Regions from separate parts of the Homo sapiens genome. Here region 2 is linked to region 1. A link is an interaction called in ENCODE POLR2A ChIA-PET data of the cell type or tissue named here. Cell type or tissue: PC-3. All regions are shown on one strand. Links, peaks and the distances in the headings refer to the core of each region. The heading gives the core; the rest is flanking DNA.

Region 1 (11,571 bases), core at 1,592-9,591:
TATTTTCTAAGCTAGTTATATATAGCTCTGTAATTATAAAAGTACCAATCATATGAATGGTTAAAGAAATCATTTTATATATCACAATGTTTACAGTATGACAGACATTGTTCTATAATAAGTAACAATCCCAGGATGTGGGTACTATTATCATCTCTATTTTACCGGTGAGGAAATCAGGGTACAGAAAGCATGGGTAATTTGCCCAGAGTTAAACAGCTGGTAATTTTTGTGCTACCCACTAAAGGCAGGAGAATGACAGCAGCATAGTGTGGAGCAGTGCTTAACAGAGTTTTTGACTAAAGTCTCCATTAAATCAAAGGGGAATGAATGTGCACTTCCAGGGGAATCTGGCACTAAAATCAGCAGTGCCAGATATTATTGAGAAGGCTCAATATTTTCTCTAAATTGTGTGGGTTTTAAAAGATAATTTTTTTTTTTTGCAAAATCAGCCATCTAATCTATAATATACCTGAGTTTGTTTTATTCCAAATCTGTCAAACTTCTGAAGAAAATGAATGCTCCAGGATGTGCCTGGTTTATGTTGGGGTCTCTGGTTGCCCTTATATGCCACTCATTTGCTACTGTGGAAGTATGTGTCTTCCAGTTTGGGAAATCCAGGTATCATAGAGAGATCACTGGGCTGTCAGTCAGGCAAGAACTAGGGTCTGGTTCCAGTGTTGCTGCTGGGCACATCTGAGATCATGAACAAGTCACCTACACTTCAGGGCTTGGAATTCATCTTACGTAAAATGAGGGGTTGGGTCAGATCCACTGTTCTTCAACTAAACTCCTGAAACTCCCTGGGGCTCTAGACAGAAGAAGAAAAGAGCGGAAAGTGAGGCCCCTCATCACCTTGGTTACATACTTTCCATTTTGGACTTTCCAGTACAATTTTGTAGAACAATTGCATTCCACTTATTTCAAATACATAATTCAAAATGTTTGGGAAAAGCTAAACAACTGAATGAGATGATGTCTAAGGTCAGCCCAGTCTATAAGTCTAAGGAGAAGGGCCCAAATTCCAACCCTTCTTAGGAGCCTATGCCTACCTCTCTGCTTGATCTAGGTTCACTTGGGAAAGCTTCAATATATACAAGGTCACTTAGTCATTTTGTCTTGTCAAGTTTTAGGCAGTGTCCCCTGAGATTTTCTTGTTACAGCCAACCCTAGGCTATCTGGTTCTCCTTTTTGACTTAGGACTGGGAATCCATTGGAAGCATCAAGAAAGGTTACTCTCATTTTGATTCTCATACTTGTGTCTTTTGAAAATAGCGCATACGTTAGTGTGGAATGTGTATCTCTCTATTCACTCTCTTGATTTTTTTTTGTTTGAAGTAGCCTCATCTAATAAAAGTCTTACTGACACAAAGGTTATAAGGCTGGTGACTAAATTATGGGTCCTTCAGTGAGAGATAGACAGTGAGCTTTCAACAAGTGCCTGACATCGTGGAGACAAGAGAGAGTCTATTTGAGGAAGCTTGGGGGCCAGGATTAAGTTCCTTGCCTACTATAGGCGTGCAGACCTTTTTTAAGGAGAATGCTTAAATCTTAAGGGACTTTGAGGTTAATTGCCATCCACTGTCCTGGGATCAATAAAAAATAGGCAAAAAGGGCCCACATTTAAAGCTTGTTTCTCCCAACAGCCTTTGCAGAGAGGCTTATTTTATTTACATTTGCTGTACTCTTGTTCCTACTAAGTTGGGAATCCATATGGTCTCTAAGTGTGGGGCAGTCCTGGCTTATCCCTGTTATCTCAGAGTAATTATTGCTATTACCCTCTTTATTTTATAAATGTCCTGGAATGGACAGTGAGTTGCATGGTTACCTTACTGCTGAGAGAAGGGGCCCTAGGTAGGCTGTATGCATCGACAGTCATGTTCTATAACCAGTACCATGTCAGTTTGACTCGCTTTTAGCAAGGCTTCTCCAAGGGAGTGAAGAAAGACACAGCCACAGTGAGAAGAGATGGACTTTCTGCTTTTATCAGGGAAGACAAACACATGGGCAGGAAAGAGAGTAGCCAGTAGTGGAATTGGCCTCACTCATCATTTGGAGGAAATATTCCCCTTGATTTAAGAATTTGGATGGCCAAGAGGGTTTTCAGGAAAACAGGCAATGGGACAAGAAGCAGGAAAGAGTTAGGAGGTTTGCATAACTCGGTACCCAGTATTTGGTCTGATAGCACCAGGAGCAGAGTGGATTTGAGTGGGATCTGACCTATGCTTGGAGGATTCCATTCTCCATTGGCAGAGGAGCTTTGCTTCATGACCATGCACCTGAGTTTGTGTGGCTTTCAGGGCATTTATGAATCCATGAAAACTGTAAAACATTTTGTTTTGTATGTATGCATATGCTCCATATTTTTCTGGAGAGTGGATCTATAATTTACAGTAGATTATCAACGCATTCATGACTCTAAAAAGTTAATATTGAGACTGGTGACTAATTTACATTGCCAGTTAATAGCTGAAGGAAAGGGGTGGGGCTTGGGAATCTTTGACACCAATAGGTAATTCTGGTGTCCGTTGGTTATTTGCTCTTTGTATCCCAAAGATAATTTTAAGCAAAAATCACTAAGACTTTTATAGTATTGACAAAATGAAAAGCTCACATTTATAAAATTTTATTGCTTTTTTCTATAAAAGTGTTCTACTTTTTATATAAAAAAGAATCGACATTAAAAATTGTTTTAAAAAATTGCCCATTATATCTTCACTTTAATCCAACTGTTTATTATTTTAGTTTACTTTCTTCCAATTATTTTCATATGCTACTTATTGATACATAATTGTAATTATGATATCCATACAATTTCTATCCTGATTTTTATGTACTAGTACATCATAAATATTTTTCATGACTTTACATAGTCTGAAATAAATATAACTGTTAATTATTTCAGAGTAATTCACCAAGTTAATGTTCCACAACATCTTATTTTTAATGGGGGTTTTGAACTATAAATTACATTCAGCCAAGTGCACAAATTATGATTGTACAGCTTGATGAATTTTCACAAAATGAACACACTTATGTAACCATCTTTCAGATCAAGAAATAGAATATTACTAGCTCCTTCTTAGTTACTATCTTCCCTTTCTTCTCAAAAGGGACCACTGTCAAGACTTCTAACACCATGATTTCATCATGCTTGTTTCTGAAATTTATATACAGAGAATCATAGGGTGATTCCAAACTCTTTTCGTTTTGACTTTTTCATGCAACATAATATTTGTCAGATTCATCTGTGTTGTCACATGTAGCAGTAGTTTATTTTCATAGCTGGATAATATTCTATTTTAAGATTTTATCCAGTTTATCAAAATCTTATAGACATTTGTTGATAGACATTTGCGTTATTTTCAGTTTTAAGCTATTACAAATAATGCTGTTATGACCATTTTTGTACCTATCTTTGGTGCACATATGTAATCGTCTTCTGTTGGGAAATATATATGGGAGTGACATTGCTGAGTTATTTTGAATGTGCATATGTTCAGCTCTAATAGATACCACAGATACTTTTTCAAAGAGTTTACTGATTTATAGCCCCAGCAGTGTATGATAGTCCATCTGCTTCCCATCCTTGCCATCCCTGGGAATTATTAGTCTTTTTCATTGTAATCATTGTGATAGGTGTATGTTGACATCTCCTTGAGGTAGTAATCTTCATTAGGCTGGTGACTTTTGGTAAACAGAAGTCTTAATTTTAATATAGAACCCACTTTATTGGTCTTTTCCTTTATGATTCATGATTTTTGTGTCCTGTTTAAGTAATCTTTGCCTACTTGTAGATACTATGTTGTTTTCTTTTATTGATTCACCATTCACATTAAAGTCTATATTCCACATGAAATTGATTTTTGCCTATGGTGTGAAATACATGTCTAGATTCAGTTATTTTTAATATCTGCATCTTGAAAAAAACATTCTTTCCTTGCAGGTATTCAGTGCTTGCTTCCTTTTTCATAAACTAATGTCCACACATGCATGGGTCTGTCTCTAGACATTCTGTTTTGTTCCATGGGTTTATTTATTTATCCTTGCCAATCTTACACTTTTCACTCACTGCAGCTTTATAGAAAAATCATCATAGCTAGTACTTTAATTCTCGAACTATCAAGATTGTCTTGGTTATTTTTAGCCCTTCACCCTTCCACATATTTTAGAAATAAGTTGCCAATTTCCTTTAAAAAGTGTTAAGACTTTAGTTAGGATGTAATTGAATCTATAGATTAGTTTAGGGAGTATTAACATCTTTATAATGTTGATCTTCCAAATCCATAGACCTAGTATATCTCTTAATTTATTTAACTCTTTTTTAATTTCTAAAATGTTTGCAGCTTTATGTAGAAGTTTGTACATTTTCAGTAGATTTGTTTCTATGTGTTTGATTGTTGTTTTGCAAATAGTTTTATTTAAAAGAATTAATTTTATAATTGTTGCTGATATTAAGGAAAACAATTTGTTTTTATGTATCATTGCCCTTTTTATTCAGTGATTTTACTAAATTTGCTTATTAATACTCATAATTTATCTGCAGATCTACCGGGATTTAAAAAATATATATCTTTTATTTTCTTCCTTTATAACATTTTTAATTGTGCCTTATTACATTAGCTAGAACTTCCAGTATAATTAAATAGAAATGATGATAAGGGGAGTATTTACCTCATTCTTAATCTCAGAGGGGGAAACTTTAAATATTTCACCTTAACTATGGTATTTCCTATAAGCTTTTTGAAGATAATCTTTCTCAGAAGGATGTTCCTTTCTGTTTCTCATTCAAGAGTTTATTTATTTGTTAAAATCATAAATGGATATTGAATATTTTCACAAGCTTTTGCTGCATCTCTTGAGATAATCATTGATATTTTTCCTTTATTTCATCCATGTAGTGAATTACACTTTTTGCTTGTTGAATATTAAACCACATCTGCATTTCTTATAATGATATTGTGAATATGCTTTTAGGATATACATATTTATCTCTCAAATCCTTTGAGAGGTACATACTGAAATATTTATGGGCTAGATATTTATGGGATTGTCTACAAAATATTCTGGAAGTGGTAGAGGAAGTGTGAGGCTATAGCTAATGTAAGATTGTCCATGAGTTGATACATTTTAAAAACGGGGTGATGAGTACTTGGGGACTCATTATACTCCCTTCTTTACTTTTGCATATGTTTAAAAATTTTCATGATAAATATTAGCTTTAGAAAGTAAATTCTGTCTTGGAGAAGATAATACCACCCAAGACTCAAATTATCTCTATAAATTTTCACAGTATTTGATTTAAAAATGCCAGATAGATTAGATAATGAGAAAGGAGTGGGACATTTATCAGTTTATAGAAAGAGACGGGGAAATCTGGATTTGGAGGTATCATATACATTTTAAAAATTGTGATTAATATGTTCAAGTAAATAGAATTCATTAGTAAAACCATAGGAGTGAAATGTAATCCACAAAAAAAAGAGACACATTGAAATTTGAGAACTAAAATGAAAATGTCTGAAACTAAGAAAAGTAAACTGTTTTAATAGTAGGTTAAACACAGATGAAGACATGATTAAAAAACTAGAAGATTAATTTAGTGGAAAGAAAACTGACATAAGTATGGAATAGAGAAAGAGTAGAAAATATAGAAAACAATGTAATAAATATGTCAAGTTTTAGGAAAAAGTCCAATGTAATTTGAACCTCGGAAGGGGAAAAAAACATGAATGAGACAGAAAAAATGTTCAAAGTGAAAGTTTTGGGAACAGTGGCGACAATTGAATAAGAGTGTGAAAGTAATTAGTTCCATTAAATTATATACTTAAAAATGGTTAAAATACCTAAAAAAAATGTTCAAAGTGATAAAAGGTCTCCAAACTTCCCATACTGACCAAAGGCATCAAGCCACAGATTCAAGAAGCACTACATTCCCCAAAGTGGCTAAATACAAAGAAATCCATTCCTTATCATAGCATGGTAAAACTTAAGAAAACAAGGCCAGCCATGGTGGCTCACATCTGTAATCCCAGCACTTTGGGAGGCCAAGGTGGGCAGATCACTTGAGGTCAGGAGTTCAAGACCAGCCTGGCCAACATGGTGAAACTCCATCTCTACTAAAAATACAAAAATTAGCCAGTCATGGTGGTGTGCACCTATAATCCCAGCCACCTGGGAGGCTGAGTGAGGCAGGAGAATTGCTTGAACCTGGGAGATGGAGGTTGCAGTGAGCCAAGATCATGCCACATGCCACTGCACTTCAGCCTGGATGACAGAGCAAGACTCCTCTCAAAACAAACAAACAAACAAAAAAACACTTAAGAAAACAAAAGACAAAAAAACAAAAACAAAACAAAAAAACACTTGAAAGTAGCTAGAGAAATCTTGAAAGAAGTCTTTAAAGGAACATTAAGACTTGCAGCTGATTTCTCAAGAGAAACAATAGAAGCCAGAAGACAATGGTACATGTTAAATTTTAAAGGAAAATAACTGTCAACTTAGAATTTTATACTCAGAGAAAATATTATTTAAAATCTGTACAAAATAAAGGCATATTCAGACAAAAACACAAGTAATTTGTCATCAGCAGACCACAATAAAAGATTCTGTAACAAGTTCTTCAGGCAGAGTTAAATTATCCTGGATCTGAAAATAGCAGAAGGAAATACAAAACAATAGAACAAATAAATACATGGACAAATATAAACTACCACTGTTTATATAAAATAATATTAACAATGTCTTATGGGGTTTAAAATATATTTATTGTAAAATATATGACAATAAATTTCAAAAAGAGGGTGGTGGGTAAATGGAATTTAAAATGTTTTCAAGTATGCACTTCATTTTGGAAAGTAAAAGTTATAATTTATATTAGACTTTAGAAAGTCAGGGATGGATCTTATAATATGTAAGGTAACCACTAAAAAATGTAGTAAAGAATGTGTAACTAACAATAGGGGAGAAACTGGATCCCTAAAAAATCTTTATTGATATGTCCAAGAGAAATCAAGATAAGAAATTAAAAGGAAAATATAAAAAGTGAGATGAATATAAAACAAATAGTAGGATAGTAGTTTTAAGTACAAATATTTTGGTAGTTATGTTACATGTAAATGGAATAAATGCCATAATTAAAAGACTAATACAACAGACTGGATTGAAAATCAAACCAACTATATCATGCCTATAGGAAACAGACCTTAAATATAAAGACAGAAATTTTGAAAATAAAATGATGAAAAAAATGTATAATATGCAATTATAATTCAAAGTAAGCTGGAGTACATATAGTAACACCAAACAAATTAGACATAAAGGCAAACATTACTGTAGCAAGAGGAATATTTGATAATAATAAAATGTCAATCAGGAATATGAAGCAATACTGAAGTGGTATATACTTTATAACATAACCTCAAAATATATACAACAAAATTTGACTAAATTGAAGGGAAAGTAAAGAAATTCACAAACTTAGGATACTTGAAATTATCCAAATGTAGCTCTTGAGAATATTGAGAATCAACTATACTTTTTTTCTTGTGTATAATACTTAATGAGGTTTTTAAATGCACAGATAATGTTTTTCTCTTGAATAATTTCTTCTGAGTTAGAAGAAGTAAGAAGGTGTGTGTGCATGTGTGAGTGTGTGTATATATGGTGTGTATATATACACATACCTGTATAAAATACATAAAAAACAAGAAGATATATATATATCTTCTATATATATGTATACATAAACATATATCTTCTATATATATGCATATATACAGTATATCTTCTATATATGCATATATACATATGTATCTTCTATATATGCATATATATACATATGTATCTTCTATATATGCATATATCTGCATATATATCTTCTATATATCTGCATATATGTCTTCTATATATCTGCATATATATCTTCTATGTATATGCATATATATCTTCTACATATCTGCATATATATCTTCTATGTATATGCATATATATCTTCTATATATCTGCATATGTATCTTCTATATATCTGCATATATATCTTCTATATATCTGCATATATATCTTCTATATATCTGCATATCTATCTTCTATATATCTGCATATCTATCTTCTATATATATGCATATCTATCTTCTATATATAAGCATATCTATCTTCTATATATGCATATCTATCTTCTATATATATGCATATGTATCTTCTATATATATGCATATATATCTTCTATATATGCATATATATCTTCTATATATATCTTCTATGTATATGCATATATATCTTCTATATATCTTCTATATGTATGCATATATATCTTCTATATATATATCTTCTATATATATGCATATATATCTTCTATATATATCTTCTATATATATGCATATATATCTTCTATATATATCTTCTATATATATGCCTGTACCTGAATCTCAGGCACAGAGAATTGACTGATTTATATTCCTTAATTCACAGCACATTGTCATTATCTCTACAAGTCCTCATTCTTGTTTAAATGTATTTTACTGTTCTCCCTTTTCAAATTCTACTCCCATTGTAAACATTCCAGTACTTTTTTTTGCCCTCCCCTAGCATCCTGGAACTATGATTTTCAGAATCTCTTGACAGTAAGGTTACACTTCATATTTTGCCAATGAGAAGCATTAATAAAATATTTGGAAGGCAGAATAGATGCAGATGTCATTAATTTTCCTCCATCTATGGCTTGCAGACATGAGGGTTTTGACAGATGGGATTTTACAGCATTTTACTGCAGCAGCTGTGAATGTCAACAGTGATTTCCTGTAGTTTTGACCTGGTTGACAGAAATCTCCTAATTCTCTGAGAGGTAGAAACATCCTTCCTTGACCTTTGCTCCTCCGTGAAATCCATCAATTTTTAAGTACCTAATTCCCTGTATTAAATCCTTTCTTGCTTGAAATACATTGTATGTTGGTGTTTTCCTGGCTGAATTTCGAGTGATAAAATATTTGGTATCAGTAGTGGTTGCAGGAAATATGTCTTTATGATATAAATCTGGGATTTGTTATTTGACCTGCCTGTGTTTGAAAGCAGTGATGACATAATTGCTAGTGACATGGATATTAATAATCCATGGCATGCAATAGCAAAAGCATTACTTAAGTGATCACCTGTTGTCTACAACAAATTTTGTATTGAAGACAAGGTTTTGGGTGAAAAAGCGGCCATTGCAGTGAACTTTAATTGTGGGAATAATGACTACTGGGACTGTGGTGTGTGGCAATGGTTTATGACTACTATAGGAGTTTAAAGGATCTGTGATTAAAGAACTGTGATTAAAGCACAGTCAGGGAGCCAGAGAACTTGTATGACTGAGCTAAAAGAATCTCTTAGATATTGTAGTTGCAGGACCAATGTATAAAAAGGTCAGACCCACAATTTAATCCTGCAGATTATAGAATTATATTGCAGGTTGAATTTAAAGCTTTGTCCTGTCATATGTGAAAATTATAGCACTGCTTCACAAAGAGTAAGACCATAAAAATTTAACTAAGACATGTGAGAAGGGGTTGAATCTGAGTACCTTAAACCTCCACATCTAACTGGTACTCTCTTGCCAGCAGAAGAAGCTCCTCCTTCCCTGTCTAAGGAGGGTGGCCTTTTCTTGCCTGAAGAGTCTACGATAAGCTCACCTACAGCAGTTCTTTTATAAGTAGATTCTAATTTTTCCCAAGACCTGCTTCTCAAGACCATTCTTTATTACCTACAGACCTGTATCCAAAGTCAAAGACCAGCATATTCCAGGGGGACAAGTACAAACTCTGTTTAGGGAAGAGATAGCTCACACTCTCTAATTTCCCCATTATAAGAGAGATACAAACAACCTACTAATAGCAGAAGCCAAGTCTAAACCTGATAAAACATCATTTCTCAGACAGACACCTGTTGGCAGATAGATTGATTATATTGAACCACTTACATCAAGAACAATGCAGTATTTTGTTTTTACTGAAAGAGATAATTATTCTAGAAATGAATTTGCTTTTTCTGCTTACAGAGCTTTTGTCAGCTTCAGCATATGCGGACTTAGTGAATGCTTTGTTCACATGTGGCATTCCACACAATATTGTTTCTGACCACACAATATTGTTTCTGACCACAGAACTAATTTTACAATGAAAAAATGTGGTAATTCTTCCATACCTACATGATTCACTGGTCTTATTTTGTATTTCATCTCATAGAAGCATCTGGTTTTGTAGAATGGTAACATGGCTTAGTGAAGACTCGATTATTGTGATAGCAAGAAGGGCAAAGTTTGTGTGGGTGGAGAGATGTCCTACAAAATCCATTATATGCTTTGAACTGGTGACCAAATCTGTGATGCATTTTATTCCGCAGCTAGAATACACTTATCTAGGAGCTAAGAGGGAAAGAAGAGGTGATAGGGTTTTGCATCATTTTTTTTCTAATAACCATTATTCCTCATGAAGGACTTGCAAAAATTTGCATCACACGCCCACATCTTTAGGCCCTGTTGATTTAGCAATTTTAGTTTCTAAGTGTGAAAAGCTTGCTTTAGAGGACACTGCAAGGACATGGAAGTTCATTTTGTTCTTCTCCTGTCACTGAGGTAAAGAAGGGGTTTCGCTACACTGCCTAAGGTGATTGATCCTCTAGTAGGGTTGCTGGTTTAAAATGAGGTTGAGAAAACATATATGTGCTCATCATCAGCAGGATCCAGCCTGGACCCCTGATTCCTGACTGCCAGCTATGGCCCTTTTTGGTATACCTATGGCCTGTCTTTGGGAGTGGGGTGAGATTAGTTGGCAACTGGTCGAAGAATAGGAGGGGGACGAGAGTGTGGGTTGTGGGAGGTGAATAATATGTAGAGGCCTGGTGGGGAGACGGTGGACCTCTAAATAGAAACACTGCCTCTTTCACATATTTCAGCTGTAGTAATTCATTTTTGGCTTCACATTTTTTCTTTATGTGTCTGTTTTGTGGCAGCTGGGGCCCCTGCAGCCTTTGATGGCTAATAACACAGTCCAGAGGTATGCAGTAAGTAATAGCAGACCGAGAGAGAACCTCCAGTGGGGAGCAGACAAGTACAAGATCACCCTTGACTCCCACCTGCTGAGGGTCCACCTGAGAATTGTAGCAGGCAGTTTCTGTGTTCTTGGGAAGAAGGTCTGTCCTTTCCAGGGGCGTGAATTCCACAGGAAGTTCTGGAAAACAGAGAAAGACTGAAGGAAGGGCAGTTTTGTAGAAATGACTGTTCTATGGGAGGAAGACACTGGGCTGAAGAGAAAAGGGGAGGTAGATGGGAAGCCATGTTCTTAAGAGCCTTGTAGACTAGGCCATGGGGTGAGTGGTGTAACAGTGTTAGGAAGGGTGGCCTGACGGACCCTCCCTGGAATCTCTGGGAGGTTAGGGGTTGATGGTGACGATGTTAGCAATGATATCACCATCACCACTGCCATCTCCATTGCTTATTGAGAATTCATATAGACCAGCTACTGTGATCAATGTTTTTATGTTCATGATCACATTTAATGCTTACATGGTTAAATGAATTGCCTAAAGTCACTAAAC
Region 2 (11,571 bases), core at 1,124-9,123, 140 kb after region 1:
TAGAAAACAGAATAGGTGATCTCACACCCTTTAATTTTATAAACTCTTGATTAAAACAGGGCATCCTGTCTCACCTTGGAATAAAGATCCAAAATTAGATGATATTCATTTTGAACTCTACCTAAGAGGCATGAAACTTACAAAAAGATGTCCTCAACACTTCTCAGTTGACAGAGACTGTTTTGTATTCATGTGGTTTATGTCTGTTTGTACAGTAATTAGGCTTTGATCTTTTGGGGTGAAGCTGCAGGCACACAAACACACATAGATACATGCACACACAGTCCCACACTGTGGGATAAAGGAACATACCAGAGTTTATGAGCATCGGGATTTAATTCTGGGAAATCTTGTCTTTTGGCATCTGCCAATATATCCTCTGGAATTTATTATGTGCCCGCAATATCTCTCCAACCAACCATTCTTCCCTATATCCACAGTCACTAGCTTAATATCAGCCCTTGTCATCTCACACCTGTATTATAAAAATAGCTTAGTCCCTTGTCTCTCTGGCTCCAATTGTCCCTAATTTCAACCCACACCTTTGGATGATGGAATTAGACTCTAAGACATTATTCTTATCATGTCACCTCCTTCTCCACCTCTGCTAAAGAACTCAATCATATATCCATGGAAAATAAATTGTTGTCCATGTATCATATTTCCAGATCCTTGGGGCAGGGGAAGGCGATCCAAGCATATCTGATCTCTCTCTCTCTCTGTCACACACACACACACACACACACACCCCTATGTAAAGAACTTGAAAATAACTTTAAGATTGTAAGGTATTCTTTGCTAACTTTCCTAAAACAGTTGCTTCAAAACCTAACTAATAAGCTAGGAAACTTTAAAAAATATGTAGACTCCTGTTAGAATCCAGGATAGTGGCTATCCTTTCTGCTGTTAATGTTCTATGGCGCTATTTTTGGATCTGGGTGCTGGATGCACGGGAATATTCCTCTTTCATTTATTTTACATTAATTTCTTTACTTTTCCTGAAACACTTCAAAATGTTCTTGTTTCTGTTGACTTATTCAAGATGTACTTACTGTGATCGTTGTAGATTGCTTCCGAATACACCCTTTGTAGCTCTATTCTTATGCACAGTGGACCCTAGATTCATTTTTAACAAATGGAATTATTTTGTCTTTTTTCTCCACCTCTTAGTGAATGGATGAGGAAAGGAAGGCATGGAAAGTGGACTGGCATGGCTATGAGTTAGAAGCAGTCAGAGTTCAGTTCAGAAACCTCTGAATTCAAGGCCAAGGCTCTGGGGACGAGGTTTTCCCCCAACATCAGTAAGCTTTGGAAACTTTTTAAAAAGTGGAAGAAAAAGTGATACCTAATACAGTGCTGTCCACATGATATGCAACCAATACATATTCAATAAATGAGTAAATATGAAAGAACAAATTTAAATGATGTCAACATATTATCTCCAACAGTTAAGAATCTTACACTTAGTTCCCTGCATAAAGCTTCCTGCATAGTCTTCAGTTTTGTTAACTAAAAGGTGTGACCTGATAATATTATTGGTTCAAGTGATAACTGCTTTGTACCAACTAACTGGTTTTTCAACAGATTTGTTATTACTGTGCATAAGTGTTGGAAACAGTTTGTTCATAGGAGTCTGTTTTTTTTTTCTGGAGTCTTAGGAAAGTGGCTGGTTTTACTCTGAAACATCATAACTTTGCAATCAGGAACCAGGTACAAAATGAGTAACTGTTAGCGAAAACAACCAGAAGCCACATTTTTAGCTATCTCTGTCATGTAGCTACAAATAAGAAATACCATTCCACCAACTTTGTGTCAGGTGCCTTTTTATATAATATGAAGAGTACTGTTTAAGTTCAGGGGAGAGCTAAATACTGGGGTCCCTGTTATGAAGGAACTCAAGAAGCCTTGATGAATGTATAGTGAATGATGAGTAACATGTTGGTCTAAGGTAGCCAGAGACAAGAAAGACCATCTCTGCCTGGAAAGGGCAGGCCAGCTTCATGGGGAAGATGATACTTGAAATGGATCTTGAAGGATGGTGATGCATTTAATGGGGTGCTTGGAACAAAAACAAAGGCAAGGATGTGAAAACATGCAGGGTGATTTTGGTGGAGAGTTTTGCTGGAGAAAAGCACTCAAATGGGGTCGTCAAGGTAGATAAACCTGATAAGGGAGTTAGTTTGCAGATTGTTGCGGGCGTGAAGTGCTAGGCCAAAAGTTAGGAAGTTCTTGAAGTGTCTAGGTGTGAAACAATGACGGTCTGAATGAAGATGTAGCCATGAAAATCAAAAAACATTTATTCATTTTAGAGGCATTGATTTCTACAAATTTCACTGAATTGGTAATTCCAACGTAGGAGGCAAGGGAGATAAAGTATCAAAGATGACTAGATGCTGAGGCTGGGTAACCAGTGCAATCAAGATGCCATTAACAAAAAACCCTTGTTTTTTTTGTTTGTTTTCTTGTTTTTTTTTTGTTTGTTTGTTTGTTTTTTTTACGGTCACAGTTCTAGGAATAGTAATCTATATTTGCTGTCATCTCTTTCATCTCAAATCACTTTTGATCCATTGGCATCTGTCTTGTGTCTATCTCATTGACACTTATCCAAGTCACCAATGACTTCCAACATGCCAAGTTTAATGGGGTGTTTCCATTTTTAAGTATTGATCTCTTTGCTGTATGAGCACTATTCACCATTCCCTTCAGGAAGCCCTCTGTCCCACTGGTTTTTATAACTCATTTTTCAGCATGAAAAACATTTTTTAAAGAGCAGAAAATTTGCACAGGAATCAGAGGTCTTCTTCAGCACAATAACAGAATGAAGCATAGAGCGCAATACCCATGATGTGAATTGTTTTTTGCCTAAGGCATTACTGCAAAGAAGTCTTTGCTCTTTTGTTTCTTTACATGAAAAATGAGGATGGCAAGTATAATCCTGATTTCACAGATATGACAATGTCTAATTAATGAATTGCCCTAAACAGGGAACAGAATGTATGAGGTGCTAAATAATATTGTGCAAGTAGAGATTAAATTTGACCAAGTGATTTATTAGACAAGTCTAACAAGTGATATCATCGGCTCAAGGGAGCAGAATTGGATTGCTTTATAAGATCACTGGAACTTTGAGTGATTGAGTTGTGGATATTTGTTGTTGTTTTAACTGCAGGGATCCAGAGTAACTTTTAGGCTTTCAAACTTTGGAATGTGACATTTATTAGGCCTGTAACTCCATCAAAAGTATTTAAAGCTCTTAAATTATTGTGGTTAAAAGAGTGAAAGTAAATAGATGTTCCCCTCTGTTGGTTTCATTATGCTGCAATTTTGTACACAGATTTGATGCTTAGGCACCACCCATGTTTATTACTGTATCATATTTTCTCATTTTGCAAGTTAAAACACAACTTTTTCATCTGCAGCCACATTAAACTCCACTTGGGACTTCAGGCCCAGCTGCAGTCTTTCTGTTTTCCGTTACCATCAAAAGCAATAAAATTCTGCAGTCAAGGCAGGTTTGGGGATGCTTGTGTTGCACCCAAACTGGCAGAAAGTCCAGCTCCTGCACTTGTACTCTCTCTCTATCTCTGCAGCAACATGGATGGAACCGAAGGTCATTGTCCTAGGTGAAATAACTGAGAAACAGAAAGTCAAAACCTACATGTCCTCATTTATAAGTGGGAGCTAAACAATGGGTGCATATGGACAGAGAGATTGGGATGATAGACACTGGAGACTCCAAGAGGAGAATGGAAGGGGGAAGAGAAATAAAATACTACCTATTGGGTACAACGTACACAACTCGGGTGATGGATACACTAAAAGCCCAGATTGCACCACTATGCGATATATCCTGTAACACAATTGCATTTGTACTCCTATATTTAAAAAAAAAAGTAAAGAGAGACATACTAGTCAGAAGAGATATACTTATGTTTGGTCACTCTAATAAATAAACAACCCCAGGAGCCACTTAGCAGTGGGAAGGCCAAACAGGGAGTCAATTTTAAGAACTATTTGCGAAATATCCTTCCTCTAACAAATAAACGGACTTCAATCTTCAGGATTGGATATAAGGGTTTCCAATTATTTTAAGGTAGGCATTATAACCTCAGGACAAAATGTATCTGCAAATTTCCCAATTTTTCAAATAAATGTAAGCCTCTTGGAAAGTTTTTGTTGTTCTTTATTTTTTTTTCTGGTAAATGTGAAAAAAAGTCAGATAAAATGCACCCGAAATCAGCACACAGGGCAGAGGTTGAGGAATGCTGCTGGAGAAAACCTCTGCAATCAACTGAGAACTGAGGGATGGCAGTGCGATATAGAACGGTGCCTTATTGAAATTTATTCTGTGGGTCACAGTACTTTTCAGCTTTTTCTTTCATTTTAGCTGATTAGACACAAGTTTAGTACACCTGTGGCCCCTATTCTTGTGATACTGGAGTGCTTCAATACCAGCGCCTGTCAGTACTTATCATTTAATTATGCTGATCTTTCAGGGTTGTTAGGATAGGTCAAAACATATGTTAAAGACTGGGCACGGTGGCTCATGCCTGTAATCCTAGTACTTTGGGAGGCTGAGACAGCTGGATCACCAGGAGTCAGGAGTTTGAGACCAGCCTGGCCAACATGGTGAGACTCCCATCTCTACTAAAAATACAAAAAAATTTTAGCTGGGTCATAGTGGTGTGTGCCTGTAGTCCTTGTTACTTGGGAGGCTGAAGTGGGAGAATTGCTTGAACCTAGGAGGTGGAGGTTGCAGTGAGCTGAGACTGGGCAAGAGAGCGAGACTCTAACTCATTAAAAAAAAAAAGTTAAATTCGTAATACAGTGAATGGTACTCAGAAGGTGCTTAATTAATGGTAGCTTTTGTTCTACCATCTTCAAGATTTATCAGAATAAAACATTTAATATAAAACTTCCAGGGAAAGTTGCAATACTTTTCTTAAATAAAATAGTTGTAGTACTACCTTTAGAATTTTTAGAAAGTCACAGTTTTTAAAAAACAACCCATTAGAATGTATGCATCTACTGGGGAGCATGAGCCACATGAACTCAAATTATTAATCCTGCTTGTGAGTCCATTTGACTAGAGCTGAGTCTTCTAATGGAAAAGCAATTCAGTAATCACTCTTTGGGATTCAGTAAATACCTCATAAATACTTATAAAACATGTAACAGACCCTACTGGGCATTGGGATTGGCATTAAGGTTTATTATTTGATTGTGTTTGAAATCAGAAAAAGCTAAGATTGTGCTACTTATTTTTTATTCAGAGAAGAAATTAACTGGTGACTGGAGCTGATTGACTAGAATGGAGCAACCCACTGGATGTTTATATTAGTCACATAGCAAATATTTTTTCTGAGTAATTAACAAGGATTACTTTATAGTTGAAAACAATTACGGAGCAATTTGTAATTTTCCAAGAGCTTTTCCAATCCTGGTCTTATTGATTCTTTATAACGATTCTATAAATTGTAGGTTATACTGTCTTGTGTATAAATTGTAGGTTATTCTGTCTTCTGAAGATAACCTAGGCTTTAGAGTCAGACAGTACTAGGGAAGAACCAGAGCTTCAACCCCTGTTGGTTATGTGACCTGGAACAGATTACTAAACTGTCCTAAGCTTTAGCTATTTCCATACATAAATTAAGATAATAATATTTACCCTGTATAACCATTATAGAAATTAGTTTATGATAAACTTAGCATTATGTTGGACACACTGCACGTGTTTAAATTGTCATCCATAGGGCTTACCTTTGACTTTTTTTTAATAGTGAGGATAGATTATACTAATCATTCAATTCCCTATTATCAAATTCTCTTGTGACACTACAAGATTACTGGCATGCCTGTAGATGTACTCTAGCCATGCAACAGAACATAGAATATTAAACCTCAAACCTTAAAATTTAGTAGACTACTCTGACCAGTTGACATAAAGAATGTGCTTATATTAATGAAATGACACTAATTTCACCACCATACAATCCTAAATGAACTAAAATCATAGGTGTACACTGGTCAATGGTTTATATCCAAGGAATGAAAATGTAAATTTTATTTCAATATTATTTACAAGTATTCAATTAAATGATTGAAATTATGAACTAATTACATTTCTACTGATGCAGTTTCAGCCACAGAGTTATCTGTGTCAATCACAGAAATAAAACCTGTGTATAGAACTAATAAAGCATCCAGAATTTTTTCACTACTCTCTTCAATTTGAACTCCAGTTTATTACCTGAATAAGAAATGAATCAAAGTATCTTAACTTTTTTTGATGATTTAGATAAATTTTTCTATTTTCATATGGTACAGATATCACAAATATATATTACATATATCAAACACATATATGTAACACATATATATCACATATATATCAGACACATATATAGCATATGTATAACACACATATATATGCCATGTATATATACATACACACACACACAACATATATATATATAAAACACATAGCATCAGGGGTGGGCTGGCGCTGCCTCATACGAGCTTGGCAGAGCCAATTCTGCTCATCTCCTTCCTAGTCTGTGTTCAGCGACATTGCACTGGGAGCTTGAAATCAGCCACAGGGGAGTGTATACACCCAGGAGTCACCAAATGTTACAAATCAGGCCTTTTTAAAATCCAGAGTCACCTTACAAGTACAACACAGCATAGCAGACATTTTTAAAATATTTGTTATATGAACAAGTGAATTAATAAATTCAACATATTTGTATTGTCATTAAGCATAGCAAACATTAGAGGAAGATGACCTCACTTACTAAAACTTCCAAGGCATGTGTCTGTAAAGCAAAAATGTGAGTTCTCTGAGGCAAATTTCAGAAATTATCAGAGTCTAATTTCTTCATGTTTTTGTCTAAATAAGTGGATGAAACCACGCTCCCTTCAAACTTAGGTATCCAGGAAAGCAAACCTAAAATGTTTATGGATCCAAACCAACGGCTTACATGATATTCTCTACATATATATCTGTGATTGTATAAAGTTTCTCCCCATAGGGAACAAGAAAAGAACTGCAGATATTTATCACCTTTTCTAGATTCTTAAGAGTCCTAAAATGTTATCTCAGAGAATGCTAGAGTAACATAAACTTTTTTTTTGTGAAAAATAAGTAAATCACTGCCATATGATGATGGTTACTCAATTTCCAGATGATTTAATGGCTAATCCCAGGGCAATATCTTACTAGTTTCGACCCCTGCTGTGTGATGAGGTTTTGACAGTCATAATTGTACAGCAGGCCATAGTTTAATATAAGTAATTATAAACCAGGAATTATTAATCATTATCTAATAATCTGATACTAAACTATTGGATGTTGCTTGTGAAATAACAAGAAAATTCAAAGTGATTATATCAAGTGATTCTATGATACTTCTAGACAGCAAAATAAAAATAAAAGAAGAGGTTCAAGCCTTGTTAAGGTTTTAGCATCACAATCAGACAGCACCTATAAAATAAGTCAACTATGCCATGGTCCCAGTAGCCAGTAAAGTTCGTTGGGACCAACTTCCTTCCTCTTCAGCTCATGCCTCTTGGAACACATGGGGCAGCTGTGTGCACCTCAGATGGAGCAGCCAAAAAGAGCTCAGAGCTTTGGTCCTGACTTTGCAGCCCAAGTGAGATCATGGGTAAGTCACTTAAACTCTTTGGCCTTATTTTAACAACTCAGGATCATTGACCCTCTCCAATTTATGTCAAGGACAATAACAATAATAATCATCGTTCCCACTAATTTAAGGATGTGAAAAAATGCAGGATGATTTTGGTGGAGAGTTTTGCTGGAGAAAAGCACTCAAATGGGGTCGTCAAGGTAGGTAAACCTGACAAGGGAGTTAGTTTGCAGATTGTTGCAGGCGTGAAGTGCTAGGCCAAAAGTTAGGAAGTTCTCGAAGTGTCTAGGTGTGAAACAATGATGGTCTGAATGAAGATGTAGCCATGAAAATCAAAAAAACATTTATTCATTTTAGAGGCATTGATTTCTACAAATTTCATTGAATTGGTAATTCCAACATAGGAGGCAAGGGAGATAAAGTATCAAAGATGACTAGATGCTGAGGCTGGGTAACCAGTGCAATCAAGATGCCATTAACAAAAAACCCTTGTTTTTTTTTTGTTTGTTTGTTTTTTTGTTGTCGTTTTTTGTTTTTTGTTTTTTTTTTTTACAGTCACAGTTCTAGGAATAGTAATCTATATTTGCTGTCATCTCTTTCATCTCAAATCACTTTTGATCCATTGGCATCTGTCCTGTGTCTATCTCATTGACACTTATCCAAGTCACCAATGACTTCCAACATGCCAAGTTTAATGGGGTGTTTCCATTTTTAAGTATTGATCTCTTTGCTGTATGAGCACTATTCACCATCCCCTTCAGGAAGCCCTCTGTCCCACTGGTTTTTATAATTCATTTTTCAGTATGAAAAACATTTTTAAAAGAGCAGAAAATTTGCATAGGAATCAGAGGTCTTCAGCACAATAACAGAATGAAGCACAGAGCGCAATACCCATGATGTGAATTGTTTATTTTAGAAAATATGTTTAGAATGGAAAAATTTAAAGAAGCAGAATAAAAGAATCAATTATAATCTCACCATGCAGAAGTAGTTCTGCTTTTTTTTTTTTTGAGACGGAGTCTCGCTCTGTCGCCCAGGCTGTAGTGCAGTGGCGCAATCTCGGCTCACTGCAAGCTGCGCACCCCGGGTTCACGCCATTCTCCTGCCTCAGCCTCCCGAGTAGTTGGGACTGCAGGGGCCCGCCACCACGCCCGGCCAAGTTTTTGTATTCTTAGTAGAGACAGGGTTTCACCCTGTTAGCCAGGATGGTCTCCAGCTCCTGACCTCGTGATCCGTCTGCCTCGGCCTCCCAAAGTGCTGGGATTACAGGGGTGAGCCACCGCGCCCAGCCAGTTCTACATTTTTGGCTTGTTCCTTTTTGTATTCTTTTAGGCATTTAAACAAATTGTTAAACTCATATTGTTATGGATTTTGCTGCTTGAATTTTTTTCAGTGAACATCATGTCAAAAGTATTTCTTCATGTAATACAAATTCTTTGTTTCTCCTTCAATTAGGTACATAACATTCATCTTCTTTTCAAGCCATCATTTTTCTAAACATCCTACAATTTTAGACCTCTAAGTGCTTTTTCATATTTTCATTTTATTATACATAATACTGCGGGAGATAATCTTTGTCTACAAATCTTTGGTTATATGTTTGATTATTTCCTTAGGAGAAATTCCTGACGTCAGAGGTGTGAACGGTTGAAGGACTTTAGAAACATAGTCGAATTGTTTTGTAGTGAGGTGCTCCAGTCTCGCCCTTTAGCAGTGAGGGTGTAACTTCATGTCAACTTTTCAACCCTCAAGGATGATAATTTTTTAGACTCTACTCATTTGATAGGCAAAAGGTGCTGTATAATACTAATTTGCCTTTAGAGTACTAGCGAGGTTAAACATTTTGTACACTTATTAGTCATTTGCATCTCTGAATTATCTGCTACATCCTTTGCCTAGTTTTCTACTTAATTCTTAGAGTTTTAAAATTGGTTTGATTGAATTCTGTATATAGTGAGAGTATATAACTTTGTCTCCCGTATGTGATACAATTATTTTTCCCATCTTACTATGTTTATATTGGTTGGCATGTCTTGTGATATACGGAAATTAAAATATTAAAAATCATCTTGGCCGGGAGCGGTGGCTCACGCCTGTAATCCCAGCACTTTGGGAGGCTAAGGCAGGTGGATCACGAGGTCAGGAGATCGAGACCATCCTGGCTAACACGGTGAAACCCCGTCTCTACTAAAAATACAAAAAATTAGCTGGGCGTGGTGGTGGGCACCTGTAGTCCTAGCTACTCTGGAGGCTGAGGCAGGAGAATAGTGTGAACCTGGGAGGCGGAAATTGCAGCGAGCTGAGATCGCGCCACTGCCCTCCAGCCTGGGAGACAGAGTGAGACTCTGTCTCAAAAAAAAAAAACAAAAAAAAAAAACAAAAAAAAACCTACTTTATTTATATTTTTCCTTTGTAATTTCTTCCACTGAATTTGAGCTTAGTAAGTTCTTCTACATTCAGACAGATCAGATAAATATTGACCTATATTTTCTTTTGAGTTTTTGACTTTAATTTTTTAAAATATTTTAACTCTTTATTCTATCTGATCTTTAAGTGTATAAGTATAATTGAAAGCTATAAATTATTTTCATTAATATCTAAAAATATTATCCTAAGACAAATTGTAGAAAAATGCTTCTATCTTCCATTAATTTGTGATGCTCCAATTTATAAATATTTAATATTCATCTATACCAAGGACTGTTACTGAAACTTTGATTTTGTTCCATCTTTTCGTGTAGCCTTGTGTCAGTACCATCCTTATTTAACTGTTATAGACTTATTTTAATAGCTTCTATTGCTATTTGCCCCATTATTACCCCCATTTAAAAATTAGGTGGCCTACCTTTTTCCAGGTGACTTTAAAATCACTTAAAAAAATAAATTAGCAAAAGCTTTCTATTGGGATTTTATCACTTTTTAATTTTGGTTATAAGCTTATATATTAATTTAGGAAGAATCATCACAGTAAATAACTTTAAAATAAATGACAGCAAAGTGGTTTACCTTACAAATCAATACAAAATGCAAATGAAAAGTTGAGGTGTTGCAGGAGCACAGAGTATTGTAGAAAGGCATCAGCAAACTGAACTTGGGTCAAGTTCACTTATATAGACATATTTATTAGCTGCAAAGTCTTGGGGAAGTATCTTAAGGTTTGTGGATGTATTCCCTCATCTGTAAAATAAGAATAATTCCTTCCCTGCTTACCTTATAAACTTGTTGTAAGGATCAAAGAAAAGTGGATTATCAATGCTTTTTAAAACATTAAAACATGTATTTTTAAAAGTTAGATTATTTTGATTCCTGTAAAGATAAAAATTTCCCATATGTGGACACACCAGTATCTGAAAACTACAACTGATTTTCATTTCCTTCATCTGGGAAACTTATAAACTGTGCTCACTATCCATCTAGTTCTTTAAAAAATCAAATTGCTCAATTTTTTCCTTTCCCATTGCAGATATAGTTCATTTATAAAGACCAAAACTTTTTAATACCAAAAAGAATGCCTTAGTATTTTATAAGCAGGAGGCTTGTCAAGCAAATTGCTCTTGGCAGGGAAACAGATCATGTATCTTGAGCTTATCTACCTCCTTTAGATTACATCCAGCCCTGATCACCCCCGGGTACACACAGAGCTATGGCAGACCACGCTGCACTGCCTGGGTTGGGGCTGCCTTGCCCAAGGCATTTGAAGAGAGCTCACACTCCCCAGTCTGTGGTTTAGGAAGCTCAGCTTCTTCCCCTGGAGCAATGACTTTCTGCTGTCATTTTCAAACTGCCTACTACTGTTTATTTGGAATCTAAACATCTGAGAAGCTTAAAAGACCCAATTTGTTGAGGGTACAGGCTGCACTCCCATTTTATGTGCACTAGACACATGACAAGTAAACATGTTGATAGCAAGATTTATTAAAATGTG

The links. ChIA-PET counts read pairs that join two places held together with the same protein. Peaks named below come from ENCODE experiments on the same cell type or tissue, not always from the same donor. Only the 100,000 strongest peaks of a DNase experiment are listed, where the experiment ranks them.
Region 2: POLR2A ChIA-PET joins it to region 1 with 5 read pairs; 4 of 35 experiments call an interaction of 5 or more read pairs at or near these places.

What each region holds. Positions count from the first base shown.
Region 1 is chr1:220,944,374-220,955,944 of GRCh38, forward strand. No RefSeq gene overlaps it. Among named protein-coding and RNA genes, the nearest start is that of HLX-AS1, 70 kb to the left of the region's middle. In PC-3, for the core only: no CTCF peak of the experiment used is centred there; no DNase peak of the experiment used is centred there.
Region 2 is chr1:221,082,787-221,094,357 of GRCh38, forward strand. All of the region lies in intron 5 of LOC101929750 (a long non-coding RNA gene), which reads left to right. Among named protein-coding and RNA genes, the nearest start is that of HLX-AS1, 210 kb to the left of the region's middle. In PC-3, for the core only: no CTCF peak of the experiment used is centred there; DNase peaks (open chromatin) are centred at 5,335 and 6,665; H3K4me3 peaks cover 1,260 bases; H3K27ac peaks cover 2,225 bases.